Linked DNA regions of Homo sapiens: region 1 is linked to region 2. A link is an interaction called in ENCODE POLR2A ChIA-PET data of the cell type or tissue named here. Cell type or tissue: Panc1. All regions are shown on one strand. Links, peaks and the distances in the headings refer to the core of each region. The heading gives the core; the rest is flanking DNA. Region 1 has its middle 20 kb from the start of BCAS1-AS1. Region 2 has its middle 150 kb from the start of BCAS1-AS1.

What was found. Peaks named below come from ENCODE experiments on the same cell type or tissue, not always from the same donor. Only the 100,000 strongest peaks of a DNase experiment are listed, where the experiment ranks them.
Region 1: POLR2A ChIA-PET joins it to region 2 with 11 read pairs; 16 of 35 experiments call an interaction of 5 or more read pairs at or near these places.

The regions. Positions count from the first base shown.
Region 1 is chr20:53,893,682-53,896,598 of GRCh38, reverse strand. No RefSeq gene overlaps it. Among named protein-coding and RNA genes, the nearest start is that of BCAS1-AS1, 20 kb to the left of the region's middle. In Panc1, for the core only: no CTCF peak of the experiment used is centred there; no DNase peak of the experiment used is centred there; H3K27ac peaks cover 2,500 bases.
Region 2 is chr20:53,762,363-53,765,279 of GRCh38, reverse strand. No RefSeq gene overlaps it. Among named protein-coding and RNA genes, the nearest start is that of BCAS1-AS1, 150 kb to the left of the region's middle. RefSeq lists an enhancer at 1,833-2,499. In Panc1, for the core only: no CTCF peak of the experiment used is centred there; a DNase peak (open chromatin) is centred at 1,239; H3K4me3 peaks cover 427 bases; H3K27ac peaks cover 2,500 bases.

The sequences.
Region 1 (2,917 bases), core at 155-2,654, 130 kb before region 2:
ATAATTCCAAAATCCACACAGTTCATTCGCCAGCAAAATATGGATTCTTCTGAGTTTCCATGAAGTCTTTAATGTTCTCAGGTGGTGTGACTATCCATACATTTCTCTGAAGAGGTATTCATGTATTATTTGACATTTAGTGTAAACAAAATGCATCTAAAAGCGCAAAAAATTTGGCTTACAAAATGCATCTGGCCCCTGGGTCGGGGATACAGGATTGTGGGCCTGTATTATTTTTATAATCAGGGGGATAGGAAGGTGAAAATTATAACGATACTCTCCTACTCAACAGAAGACAATCAATTAAGAAGGTATGTATACAGTAAACATCCACCTAGAACATTCTCTTCAAAAAGTAAATTATGGAAAAAGGCCAGGCGCGGTGGCTCACGCCTATAATACCAGCACTTTGGGAGGCCAAGATGGGCAAATTACTTGAGGTTAGGAGTTCAAGACCAGCCTGGTCAACATGGTGAAACCCCGTTTCTACAAAAATAATAAAATTAGCTTGGCATGGTGGTGTCTGCCTGTAATCCAAGCTACTTGGGAGGCTGAGGCAGGAGAATTGTTTGAACCCTGGAGGTGGAGGTTGCAGTGAGCCGAGATCACGCCACTGCACTCCAGCCTGGGTGACAGAGCAAGACTCCATCTCAAAAAAAAAAAAAAAAATTATAGGAAAAAAATAAATTATGGACAAGTTTAGTCATCTTATTTTATAGGAATAAGAATGAGGAAACAGATGCTTGGAGAAGTTCAGACCAGAACTCCTGCAAGCTAACGAATATGGATGTGGGGTGTGGATCTTGGGTCTGTGTGGTTGTTGTGTCTCCCATCTGAACCATCACACACAACCGCTTTCCTGTTTTGTTGACACACAGTGCAGTGTCTTGCATAGCTAGACACCAATTATGTTGGTTAGGTGAATGAACGAATGAGCACCTTCCTGCCACAAAGTTAATTCCTTAGAAGGCTCACGTCATCTGAATTCCATCTTATAATAAAAAAGAAATCAAGCAAGGTAGGGCCAGGCAGGGGCTAAATAAGAGCCTGAGGCAGACAGATAAGTCTTCAGTTGCAGAGTTGAAACTGTCACCGGTGATGATATAAACAGTTGTACCATCTGTGTGATGCCTTTATCAGGTTGGGGGACAGGCTCTGGAACCAGACCCCTTAGGTTCCAATTCAGGTTCAGCACTTACTGGATGCAAGTTAATTAAAGGTTCTGTACCTCAACATCCTTATTTGTAAAATGGGAATAATACTAAGACTTCCATTATACGTCTATGATGAGGATGAGATGAGTTGATACAGAAAAAGTACTTCCAGGAGTCTCTGGCCCACGGCAAGCACCAGTAAGTAGCCTCTCCTCTTTATCCCCAGTGCATCTTCTTCATCGTTAGTTAATTCGGCTGCTCTCAGCCCCCATGAAGTGGCTAGCACAGAGAGGCAGGACTGCAGGATGTCAAGGCTTCATGTTCAGATGGTCTTGGGTTCGCACTCCTTGCAGTGACAAGCTGTGTGACAGAACAAAACTACCTCTTTGTGCCTCGGTGGCCTCATAGATACCACCTCAATAATACCACATCATTATGGAAACTTTATGAAGGCTATATTAACGAATGGGTGCAAAATGCTCAGCTCAGTCATTTCTCAATAATAATGACTCTTTTTATAAACATCCTCACTCTTTTTTTTTTTTTTTTTTTTGAGACAGGGTCTTGCTCTGTTGCCGAGGCTGGAGTGCAGTGGTGTGGTCACAGCTCACTGCAGTCTCAACTTCCTGGGCTCAAGTGATCTTCCTGCCTCAGCCTCCTCAATAGCTAAGACTACAGGCACACACCACCATGCCTGGCTAAATTTTTTGTAGAGATGGAGATCTTGATTTGTTGCCCAGGCTGATCTCAAACTCCTGGCCTCAAGAGATTCTCCCGCCTTGGCTTCCCAAAGTGCTGAGATTACAGGTGTGAGACACTGTGCACAGTGAAACAGCCCCATTCTAATGATGAGAAACTGAGAAGCAAAAAGGTTAAGGATTAAGAACCTAAAGATGCAGAAATCCAGCCAGCGTGTTGGCTCACGCCTTGTAGTCCCAGCTACTAGGGAGATTGAGGCAGGAAGATAGCTTGAGTGCAGGACATTCAGGCAGCAGTGCGCCATGATGGCACCATTGCACTCCAGCCTGGGTGACAGAGCCAGACCCCATTTCTAAAACAAAAAAAAAATCAAATAACTAAAGATACAGAATTTTCAGCTTTTTCTGCAAGAGTGGTGCACCCTGAAGTATGTTATACCAAACACTGGTGGGATACAGAAGGGTATTCAGAGAGCTATCGGCAACATTATGTATTACTTTTTTTTCTTTTTTTTTTTTTTGTGGTGGAGTCTCGCTCTGTTGCCCAGGCTGGAGTGCAGTGATGCGATCTTGGCTCACTGCAACCTCTGCCTCGTGGGTTCAAGCAATTCTTCTGCTTCAGCCTCCCGAGTAGCTGGGATTACAGACGCACGCCACCACGCCCGGCTAATTTTGGTATTTTTAGTAGAGACGAGGTTTCACCATGTTGGCCAGGCTGATCTCAAACTCCTGACTTCAGGTGATCCGCTCGCCTCGGCCTCCCAAAGTGCTGGGGTTACGGGCATGAGCCACTGCACCTGGCTGTATTACTTTTAATAGTTGTGTATTTTCATGAACACATATATACTTAAGGGTGGAGGGTGGGGTGGGGAGAGGATGGAAAAACTACCTATTCGTACTATACTTATTACCTGGGTGGCAAAATAATCTGTACACCAAAACCCCATGACACACAATTTACCTATATAACAAACCCGCACGTGTACCCCTGAACCTAAAAAAAAAGTTTAAAAAAAGCATTCTTTAAAAAAAAAAACGGTATGTATTTTTTTCACAGTTTCTATC
Region 2 (2,917 bases), core at 141-2,640:
AGTGAACCGAGATCGTGCCATTGCACTCTAGCCTGGGTGACAAGAGCGAAAACTCTGTCTCAAAAAAAAAAAGTCCGGGCGCGGTGGCTCACGCCTGTAATCCCAGCACTTTGGGAGGCCGAGGCGGGCGGATCACGAGGTCAAGAGATTGAGACCATCCTGGCTAACACAGTGAAACCCCGTATAAAAAATTAGCTGGGCGTGGTGGAGGGCGCCTGTAGTCCCAGCTACTCGGGAGGCTGAGGCAGGAGAACAGCATGAACCCGAGAGGCAGAGCTCGCAGTGAGCCGAGATCCCGCTACTGCACTCCAGCCTGGACGACAGAGCAAGACTCCGTCTCAAAAAAAAAAAAAAAAAAATTATAAAGCATTTAGTGCAATGGCTAAAAAAAAAAGTGCTTGATAAATTGATTGCTACTATTAGTGTTATGATTATTAGTGACACAGAATATAGCCAGCTATTTATTTATAGAAAGAGGTCCCAAACTTTATGTAACACAGAAATCTTCACTTTCCTTTTGTGTCTTTTTCTTCCCTCAAAGAAAAAAAACAAATTTTTAGCCAAAACAAAAATGATGGAACAGCTCAGAGTTGGTACAATACAATTTACTTCTTAGGTTCTCATGTTTATACTGGGGAGATACTAGTGTATTTATCAATGCCTTAAGCAAAGAGAAGTGCAGCATAGACTAAGTGGCACCCTCATTTTCATTTTATATCTCTTTCTTCAGCCCACCCTCCTAATGATCGCGTGTATATTTTAGGTACATCTCTTCTGTATAAATCCTCCCACCCCCACTTTTTGTAAGCATGAAGATTAAGTGGACAAAGACAAATTCAATTAAGCTGTAAGCTTTGGTGACCAGCAGCTATTTTTCTTGAGAAACTGAATCCAAACATCTCAGGGGTGGGGACGAGCTTGCAATGCGCTTCTGAATGCAAAGGAGGCAGGACTTGAGCATAAATCACGCGACAAACTGAGCCCTCCTCTATTAATCTTTTCTTCAGAAAAAGACACTGTTTTAAGGGGAAATTAAAGGCAATCAATAAGCAGGCTCGCCTGCACGGCTTCTGAGCTCAAGATGCAAATATCATTCCAAATTCTGGATTCCAAAGAGACCCCTCCATTGATATGTTAATCGTCTCCTCGTGTTTCTATGACCTCAGATCCTGGCAGGGCATGAAGCCATACTTACAGGAAACAAAAGGAAAGCACGTTGTAGAACAAACATTTGCTAAGTGGACTTTGACTGTAAACCCCAACTTGTCATGTGCTAAAGGATGGAATTCTCCACGAGCCAGGGGCTGATGCCCTGAATGTTTAATATGTTTACATGTTTAAAGAGCTGCCATGACGTATTCTTTATCTGGTATCACCTGACATCTCGGCTTCATATTCATGGTGCACAAGACAGCAAAGGTTTTGGTGCTGTCATCCCAAATAAAGACAACTTTTGGCAATTGGAAATAAAATTCAGTTGCCTACAAATCAAAGATGACTGCAACCAAATGTTGATTACCTGTTTATAAATTCACCAAGTCAACAGCAAATTCAGAGACTACTTATTTGGCACCGATTGTAGGCAAGATATTGGGCTAGGGCACTGCGGATACACAGATGAACATGTTTGACAAGAAGGTTATGTTTTTAGGGGCAGGTAGGCAATATACAATCTAAAAAATAACAATAAATTGGGTTTGGGTGAGTGCTATGAAGAATAAAACCAGATCGTGAAAAAGAGAATAACTAGGGGTGGAGAGGGGGTAGAGGAGGTCCTTCCTGAAAAAATCATGTAGGTACAGAAATTCAAGGAGGTCAGGCAGTAACAGGTAGTCTGCAGAGGTGACATTCCAGACACAGGGACAGTAAGTGCCAAGGTCTTGAGGTAGACAAGGGCTTGTGTTTGAGAATCAGAAAGCAGCCAATGTAGCTAACCTGTGGTGGATGAGATTGTGGCTTACCCTCAAGAAAGAGCCAGCTCCTACAGCATCATGAAGGTAGCAATACTTTATGAGAATCAAGTTCAATATTCAAAAAAAAATAGCCAGGCACAGTGGCTCATGCCTGTAATCCCAGCACTTTGGGAGGCCAAGGCGGGAGGATCATTTGAGGTCAGGAGTTCAAGACCAGCCTGGCCATCATGGTGAAACCCTGTCTCTACTAAAATTAGCTGGGCGTGGTGACACACTCCTGTAGTCCCAACTACTCGGTAGGCTGAGGCAAGAGAATCACTTGAACCCTGGAGGAGGAGGTTGCAATGAGCCGAGATCGCGCCACTGCACTCCAGCCAGGGCAGACAGAGTGAGACTCTGTCTCAAAAATAAATAAATAAATAAATAAACAAATAAAGTTTTCCCATCAGTAAAGATGCATATCTCTTCTCCAATCCTGAACACTCTAAAAGAATCTCAAAGGTTGACCAAGCATATATTTTTGAAGAGTTTGAGGCAGGGCATGGTGGCTCACCCCTGTAATCTCAGCACTTTGGGAGGCCAAGACGGGAGACTCACTTGAGATCAGGAATTAGAGGCCAGCCAGAGCAAGATCCCGTCTCTTCAAAAAATTCTTTAAAATTAGCCACGCATGGGGCAGGGTGCGGTGTCTCACACCTGTAATCCCAGCACTTTGGGAGGCCAAAGCGGGCAGATCACAAGGTCAGGAGATCAAGACCATCCTGGCCAACATGATGAAACCCCCTCTCTACTAAAATACAAAAAATTAGCGTGCCTGGACTACATGCCTGTAGTCCTTGCTACTCGGAAGGCTGAGGCAGGGGAATTGCTTGAACCCAGGAGGCGGAGGTTGCGGTGAGCCGAGATCACGCCACTGCACTCTAGCCTGGCAACAGAGCAAGACTCCGTCTCAAAAAAATAAAATAAAATTAGACACGCTTGGTGGTGCATGTAGTCCCGGCTAC